Linked DNA regions of Mus musculus: region 2 is linked to region 1. A link is a loop called in an ENCODE intact Hi-C map of the cell type or tissue named here. Cell type or tissue: gastrocnemius. All regions are shown on one strand. Each heading gives the region's core, and the rest is flanking DNA. Links, peaks and the distances in the headings are about the cores only.

Evidence for each region. Hi-C counts contacts between places; a loop is a spot of excess contacts. Peaks named below come from ENCODE experiments on the same cell type or tissue, not always from the same donor. Only the 100,000 strongest peaks of a DNase experiment are listed, where the experiment ranks them.
Region 2: it touches region 1 in a loop (1.9-fold over the local background); 1 of 42 quality-filtered maps calls a loop at or near these places.

Annotation. Positions count from the first base shown.
Region 1 is chr10:76,344,700-76,349,084 of GRCm38, forward strand. Dip2a (disco interacting protein 2 homolog A) reads right to left here and starts at 592. Exons shown (of 38, transcript NM_001081419.2): 1 at 408-592. The coding sequence starts at 498. It overlaps Gm40699 (a long non-coding RNA gene), which reads left to right and starts at 596. Exons shown (of 2, transcript XR_871838.2): 1 at 596-875; 2 at 2,069-2,558. In gastrocnemius, for the core only: CTCF peaks have their summits at 479 (motif pointing right) and 2,117; DNase peaks (open chromatin) are centred at 223, 665 and 2,112; H3K4me3 peaks cover 1,752 bases; H3K27ac peaks cover 1,392 bases.
Region 2 is chr10:76,407,199-76,411,583 of GRCm38, forward strand. Pcnt (pericentrin (kendrin)) reads right to left here. Exons shown (of 42, transcript NM_008787.3): 16 at 4,328-4,385; 17 at 2,270-2,432; 18 at 1,500-1,712. Among named protein-coding and RNA genes, the nearest start is that of 1700094J05Rik, 20 kb to the left of the region's middle. In gastrocnemius, for the core only: a CTCF peak has its summit at 2,688 (motif pointing left); no DNase peak of the experiment used is centred there; H3K27ac peaks cover 291 bases.

The DNA of each region.
Region 1 (4,385 bases), core at 222-4,221:
TTCGTTTTCTAGATGAGGAAACTGAGGCTCACGAGGCAGTCTGAGGTTCCAGGGGTGGGGCTCGGCTTCTGCATCCCGGGCTTCCTGCTGGCCGACAGGCTGCAGGGCACACGCTGGAAGCCCGGACCTGGACCGTGGCCTTGACGGTCGGGCAGCAAGAGTGCGCCTAGGCCCACCTCCCAAGCCAGTCCCTCCCGGTGTCCTTCGGAGGCCGGGCACCCGCCAGTCTGCAGAAGCTGGCGGGCTCTCCGGCGAGCGGCCCAGACAGGGATGCCGAGGAGAGGCCGGCGGGGATCCCGTATGAGGGTACCCGCAGGTTCCGGGGGTGACGCTCCCGGAGGTCCCTGGGCGGGGTCTCGGGCGAGGGTCCCTGGCGGGGTGGGGGGTGGGGGGAACCCGCGGCTCACCTTCGGACAGCTCCAGCTCCAGCTCCGCCAGGCTCTCGAGCACCTCGGCGGGCAGCGGCGCCGCCTCCAGAGGGCATCCGCGGTCGGCCATGGCCGGTGGCTCAGGCGTTCCCCCAACCGGGGCCTGCAGACCCGCAGCGGCCGCCCGCAGCCGGCAGCGGGCGGGGCGCGGCCGGGGCTGCTTCGCAGGGGCGCGGGCACGGGCGCGAGCGCGGCTGGCTCCGGCTCCGGGAGCGCGCTGGGGACGCGCGTGCGCGGCTGAGGGGCGGGGCAACGCTTGCGCGGGTACGCCGGGCCGGCCCCGCCCAGCAACTTTAAAGGCTCGGTTCCATTGGCCAATAAGACACGCCGGAGCAGCCCGGAGCTTTACTCCGCTTCGGGGTGCGAGAGGAGCGGCGGGCGGGAGAGCTGGACAGAGGCGCCTCGGGAGACGTGCGACCCCACCGAACGGACTTCAATGTCGCCCAGGTGACCCTCCTCCGGGATCCCCACCTTCTTCTTCCTCAGGAGCCCTGCTGGCACGCTTAATTCTGTCCGCGTTCCTGCTATGGTATCAGCTAACTCTGGCGGGTTTTCTGCCGCCCTTAAAGTGTGTTTGCTTATTCCCTTTCACAATAACCCTGGAAGCACTCTGACATTGACCAAGAAGGAGCTCTGGCAGTGTCTCAGTCCTTGAGATGTCCTTGGGGCATGGAAGCATAGATCTGACATGTTGGAAACCTTAGTGGGATTTTTGAAGGAGCTATTCTCAGAGTGGCGGTATATATACACATATACGTATAAACATGTATATACATACATACATACATACTTACATACATATATATACACACACACACACGCACACACACACAATTTTATTTCTACTACTCATTAGCCACCCTCTTGCCACTGTCTACATATATTAAAAATCCCAGGTAGGCAACAAAAAAGACCATTTTGGAGGCTTTCAGTGAGCCTAATATTACATCCACAAGGAACAGCATAGGAAGGTGTCCCCAACTGATTTTAAAACATCTGATTTGAGCTGACTAATCTGGTTATACAGGCAGGAGGTGTGGTATGCAAACGAGGGACTATTTATTTCCGCAGGTCACAGGTTTATATAGGAAGCAGTCACAAGCTTTGCATGAAAGCTGGTCAACACTTCTCACGTTTCTCTGATCAATGGTTTCTTCTAAGGAAGTGTTCCCTGTCCTCTTGAATGAATAATAGCTGCCGAAAGTTTACTGGTCGAGAAAAAAAAAAGCATCTGGGCTTCGCCTTTCGAGGCGGGTGCACTGTCTGGAGTGGGTGTGGCCAGAGCAAGGTTTCCTGGACCAGGTCTCCTGGATTCAATTGTAGTAGATTAGCTTGCTGCTGGAGTATTTTCACATTGACTGTAAAGTACGGAAAACAGCCAGACTTGAAGGCATTCCAGCAGGTTGCTGGGGAAGGAGCTGCTTAGCTGACAGTCCCTCACTCTAGGCTGCCAGGAATCAGGAAGGGAATGATGTCCTTGTCCTTCAAAGAGCTGAATTTTTATTTATTGACGTCGGAACAAAAAAGTGTTTACAATAAAGACTTAAAAATTCAACACAAAACGTTTTAAGCAGCATTTAACAACACTTTAGAGCATTTAACATTTGTTAAGGTTTATTTTATGTGTGGGTGTTTTGCAGGCAAGTGTGTACCTGTGCACCACATGCATGCAGTACCAAAGAATTCCAGAGAGGGCGCCAGATGTCCTTCAACTGTAAGACTGCCCTTAGCCACCATACTTCATACTACAAAAAAACCCAGAAGTTTCTTCAAAAGCAACAAGCACTCTTAACTGGTGAACTGTCTCTCCAGTCCCCCATTTATCTATTTTTTAAGCATTTAGCCACTGGCTCTAGGGAGCGTTGGATCCTTCTGTCTTTCTCCACAGCTCAACAAGCTGAACAGGGGTATAAACCCTGCATGTTGACCCAGTGAAACAAAATACCTAGCAGGTAAAATGGAACTTCTTAGTAAGAAACAGTGGTCAGCTAATGGCAAACTACAGTCGATCAAGAGCCAAACCCTATGAAATTGCATGAAAAAAAAAAAAAAAAAGTCACCTGCAGCGGTATAATTAGGCCAGGAAGGAAGATCCCAAGTAACTCCAAACAGTAAAATGTGTAAATGAAACAACTCTCTGTAACCATTGGGTCTTCTCTATGGTTGCCACAATTCCCTAATAATGACCTGGGGACTTATTATGAATTAATGCAAGTCCTTAAGCTAGGCTTGTTCCCCAACTGGCTCGTACTCAATTATCCTGTATAGACTATTCTTTATCTACACATGGCTAATTACCCTCCTCGGGTTTATACATCCTACTTCCTCCAAGTCTGCAGTGAATCTCCCGCCTCTCCCAGAGTTCTACTCTCTCTACCAGGAACTCCCACTTCCTGCCTTTTCCGAATAGGCCATCAGCTCTTTATTGACCGGTGATGCTTCCACACAGTGCACAAGAGATTACCCCTACAATTCTCTAAAACCAAATCTGGAGCCTTGTTTAAAAAGCTGGGCCTGTGACATCTGGCTTGGAGGTGCCCATGTATCTATTTTCAAAGATTTTGACCCCCTTAAACTGCCTGGAAAATTTTGCCTGTCCACAGACTAGGGTCCTAATTAAACCTAGCATGCCTCCTCTTCCACTTGGCAGAAGCTAGAACCAACCAAGAGACACACCCATGAATGAGTCTGTGAGGGCATTTTCAGGAGAGGAAACTTTCTCCAGAGTGGGCTCTGCCTTATAGTAGTATCTCTGGCAAAAAGAGATGAATAAGCAGGGCATGGTGGCACATGCCTTTAATCCCAGCACTCGGGAGGCAGAGGCAGGTGGATTTCTGAGTTCGAGGCCAGCCTGGTCCACAAAGTGAGTTCCAGGACAGCCAGAGCTATACAGAGAAACCCTGTCTTGAAAAACTGAAAAAAAAAAGAGAGAGAGAGAGAGAGAGATGAAAAAAAGAGATGAATAAAATCAGCTTTGCCTGCCGGCCGGCCTGCCTACCTACATTCTTGCTGGTGACTGCATGTAGCTGTTGCTGCTATAGGTCTTATCATTCGTTGACATCAGAACCTAGGTCCTTCTTCCAAAATGGACTAACGACCAGCGACTGGCCAGGAATCCTCTGAGCCTTTAGCACCAGATGAGGAATCACAGAGACATCCAGTTTCTCGGACTGAGCAGCCATTGGCTCTCGGTCTCCCTGCCGGATAGCCAGTTTGGCTGCCCAAGTAATTGTGTTGTATATTCAATGCTAGTAAATCCCTTTTCATTTACAGTCTATTAGGTCTGTACCTCTAGATGAACCTCACTAATACCCCACCTGCTGGATACTAGACACAGAATTATGGTTACTTCTGAGCATAATTCAGATAAACATGAGATTAAGAAGGGGTTAGGGCCCTGAATCCCCACCTCTCCCTCCAAAAGGCTGTGTATTCCTTTGCTAGCACAGTGGTAACTGGGAACCGAGCTGGCTCAACAGACAGTTTACCACACCAGAATTCTGGAGGCTCGAAGTCTAAGACAAGGTGTCAGACACGATCGGTTCCATATAGAACTATACAGGATAATCTGTTCTAGAGCTGTCTCCTGGCCTCTAGTGGCTGCTTCTAATCTTTGATGTTTCTCGCCTTATAGATGTCCCACCCCCATCCCTGCCCTCGTGTTCATATGAGGTTCTTATGTGCCAGTGTCTATCAGTGGACACCATTCAAACCTAATATGAGAACATTCTAATTAGCTCACGTTAACTTAATCATCTGTAAAGACCCAATTTCGACTAAGGTCATAGTCATCTGTACTTAAGATAAGGACATCCCTTTGGTGAGGGAACAGTTCAACCTATAAACATAATACACAGCCGACACGTAGACACTGGCAGGAACTGAGGGGGCGACCTGAGGCTGGATTACTCCAGTGCTTAATGAAGCAAGCTAGAATGTCTAACTGGGTAGCAGGGT
Region 2 (4,385 bases), core at 313-4,312, 63 kb after region 1:
AGACAGCAATGGATACAACATGCCCTGAGACCAGAGAGCCAATGTTCTTGCACTGCCCCAACCTCCTCCTGGGTCTCTGCCTGGAATGCCCAGGCACAGCCCAGCCATGGTGCTGCCCAGAACACCAGGCCATACAAAGAATAGGGGAAGAGCAGTTACACCCCAAAAGATTCCCAAAGAAAGCCAGAACATGCATGCAGGATACTTCTCGGGTTGCCAGATAGTCCACGGGCCCTCAGAGACTCTTTCTCTGCTGCCTCATGTTAATAAAACACAAGGTGTCCAGGGACAGGACTCAGGTATGCACAAGAAAGGGCCAGCCACTGAGAACTGTCCCAGAATAGAAAAGGAGACCTAACAAAAAGCAAGACATTTAACTGAATGGTCTGGGAGCAGAGAGCTCATATCACACACAGACATGGATGTAAGGAAGAACCAGCGGGGCTATGAAAACCAGCAAAGAGCAGAATACAGTGGTACAGCTCACAGCCTCAGGGGTTGAGGAGGAGAAATTATGCACAATGGTTGTCCCTGCCCAACTATTTCCCACAGAAGAAAAACTGGACGACACAGAAAAAAACACACAGGGAAAGATACAGAGGATAGGGCACACATGGAAGCAGAAGTGTTTCTGACAAATCAAAAATGACCTGTTCTTCCAGTGTATGTGTCGAGTTTCGTCCATTTTCATTTCAACAGCTAAAATGTCTAAAAATAGATTGTATATAATATAGAGCATGCTGGCACTCAGGGACACTGAGACAGGAGGATAGCTAAGACTAGCCTGGGCAACACAGGAAGGCCGTGTGTCTGCAGGAAGTAAAACCCTCTGATGAAAGTGTCTTATGGTTTAAACGGTGCACGTTTCGTCAAAAGCTCCTATGGACAAAGCCGTGTGCTCTGAGCCGGGGCCTGGGAAAGAGGCACGCTCTGCCCTCATCAGTGGATAAACCCATTGGTAGAGTCACAGCCTAATGGTTTGGGGGTGAGAGCTTTCTTATAAAAATGAGAGTCCTAGACTGCAGTGAGCTGAGTAGCTTTCCTATCACACAATCCCACCATGACAGGCTGCCTGTCTACAGGCCGAAGACCAAGTGGTCCAAGGAGCCACGTCTGAACCCTCCCGGACTGTAAGCCAGAAGAAACCTCTCTTCCTTTACGTTGATATGGCTCCTCCGAGGCAGCTGGCGCACACGAACTACTTTCGGGACTAACGCCAGACATGTATTTTCAGTACGGTTTTAGGACAGTTCATTTTCCAGACCCCGATACATCAACCTGCTCATTAGCAGTGTCAGCCATGAAGACAAACTCCCTCTGGCCCACTGCAGAGCAACTGGATGCTGCACCCTACCCATGCGTCCTTCCTGCGGCCAGCGCTTCCCTTACAACAGCCCACACAATGGGAAATGCTCTCTGTACTTCTGTCTCTGGAAAGACCAAGTTCTCATGCAACCGGGGACCAGCCCACTCAGCCTCCTGCCAATCACACTTCTCACCAGCTTCTCTTTCTTTTGCTTCATTAGTCAAAGTTTCCTTCTGGTTCCACAAGACCGACTTCTCCTCCTTCAGAGTGAGCAGCTCGCGGGCAGCCTGCTGCAGCTGCTTCCGCAGATCCTCTAGCTCCAGGATCAGCTGCTGTTCCGACTCCTCCTTTTTGCCCAGCGCCTCCTGCAGATCCACTTTCTCCACCTTGAATCCTTCAAGGAGGCCTAAAAGACAGGCCAAGCACAGTGAGATAGGGCAACCCATGCAGAAGGGTAACAGAGACTGCTGGGGACCCTGTGCAAAATGCTGATGTGGCCCGAGTACTGGAAGGTCAGAGCGGGTCACTCCTGGTGACCCTCAGAGAAGGGGCTTGGGTCTCTAGGCAAGGCCCGATGCCTGAAGAGAGCTGAGCAGCCCATTCATCTGTGCAGAGGTGCCAGCTGTGGGACAGAATGGCCGTGGCTCAGAGGTGACATGCCAGAGGTGTTCCTGTGACACAGATTCACAGGGCCAAGTGGCAGCACTCACTGCAGGACCCTTATAGTCCGATCACAGATCGATCACCAACATGGCTTCCTGGAGCCAATGCAACTTTCCAAAGAATACTGAAGGGCAGAGCTGGCACTGGCACCTCGCCCCTCACCAAGGTCTGGTTAAGCAGTTTGCTGTTAAAGACCCTGCTTTTCACGTTTCCAGCAGGAAGGTCATATCTGCTCCCAGGCCGAGCACGGCTGAGGTATAGGACGCCTCAGCCTGGCCCCGCCATGTCGGTCGCACTCACCCTTAGCCGTGTGCAGCTCCAGAGCCAGCCTGTCCTTGGCCGCACTCTCCTCCCTCAGGCGCTCCAGCAACTCCTGCTGCTTCTGCATAGCCTGGGCCATCTCCTCGTTCCTGTGACGGAACTCTCTCTCGACACAGCGATGGAGCTGGCGAGCTTCCTCCAGCTGTTGAGATACATTTGAAAATCACAGCTACATACAGGAAGATACAGAGGGTATGAAGAAGAGGAGGAAGGGAGAGAAAGAGGAGTGGGGTGGGGGTGGGGAACTTGTTAATATCTGAGTCACTGGGCTGGTGAGATGGCTCAGTGGTTAAGAGCACTGACTGCTCTTCCAGAGGCCCTGAGTTCAATTCCCAGCAACCTCATGGTAGCTCACAACCATCTGATGTTGAAGAGGGAATCTGATGCCCTCTTCTGGCATGTGGGTGTATATGCAGCAGAGCACTCAAACATTAAAAAAATAATAATAAAATATAATAAAGTAAAATAAAATAAAATCATCCATTTCCCCAACCCACACACAGTAGAGGACTGAGTGGTCTGTGTTCATTCAGCGATGATGCATCTAACCCTCAAGATACTGGAGGCTCCGGGGAGTTTAGAGGTCAGGTGGGGTGGGGGGTGGGGGCATCCACATGGAGATAGGTGGGTGGAGAGGAGGAATGGGATGTGGAACAGTTGGAGGATGGATGGGGGATGGGATAAAATATGAAGTGTAAAAAAATAATTAATTTTTTTAAGATCACCCATTTCATCTAGAAAAATATCAGTGTCACTGCCACTAGTGCTGGGTGGCAGGGCTGCGGCAACAGAGCAACCTCTACATCTACAAGGCTAACAGTTCCTCCATAGCCTCTGACATCCCCTCCCCACATCTGGGTTCAACTGGGGCTTCGAGGTCACTTAAGGGCTAAATGGGCCTCAAAACACGAAACACCTACACCCCACTGCCGCCTCCCCCCACTGCCCCCAACCCCAGCAGACGACAAGGCATCCGGGCCCAGCATTGCTTCACACAGAAACGCCTACTGTATGAACTGCTAACCTCAGGAAAAGAAAGAAAGAAAGAAAGGAAGGAAGGAAGGAAGGAAGGAAGGAAGGAAGGAAGAAAGAAAGAAAGAAAGAAAGAAAGAAAGAAAGAAAGAAAGAAAGAAAGAAAAGAAAAGAAAAGAAAAGAAGAGTCATGTGCTGCTTTCTCCATCACCATGTTTCTATTTAGTATCTTTTCCAATTACCTGTTCTAAGAAATGAACAAATTCTACTTTTCAGTGATACTCTCCAAATACAAAACATTATAGTATGCATTAAAGTACAAAAGGTGGATTTGTAGGTTTGGGTTGGTAGTGGTGGCTTCTGTTTCAAAGATGGGGTCACACTATACAGCCCTAACTGGCCTGGACATTGCTATCAGACCAGGCTGGGACTAAAAGTACGTGCTCCCACACCTGGCCCTGCGTTCTGCTTCTGAGACAGGATCTCTTCTATCCTAGGTTGGCCTCAAGCTCGATGGTAAACAGAACATGACCTTGAACTGCTGATCCTTCTGTTTCTACCTCCTAAGTGCTAGGAGCATAGGCACGCACCGCCATGTCTGGGAGCATAGGCACGCACCGCCATGTCTGGGAGCATAGGCACGCACCGCCATGTCTGCTTTACTCGGTGCTGAGCGTCAACTGAGACGGTACCTGTCCTTCTCACTGCATGCTTCCTTGGAAATTTCCGTTCAGAAAGATTTCAACTAAAGCGTACGTGAAAGCTCACACAATCAGCCGTAAAAGATTAGCATCAACAATCAACATTAACATCCAACAGCCTTCCCAGGAAAGGGTAAGGGTTTCTGTCTCTAACCACATGGTGGAATAAGGCATACTGGGAGCACCCATGAATTCAGATCTACCTGGAAAATGAAGATATCTCTGTAGCCTACAAGCTGGAATGAGCGTTAGGAACACCACGGTGTCTGTGGTAACATTAACCGTCTATGCAGCCTTGTTTGTGAGTCATCTGTCTCACCCACCCATTCACCCAGCAGCCTCTGCCATGGGGCTTGGGCCTCACCTGTTTGGAGGAGTCCAGGGCCATCTCCAGGAGGCCCTCCACGGCCGTGCTGAGGCTC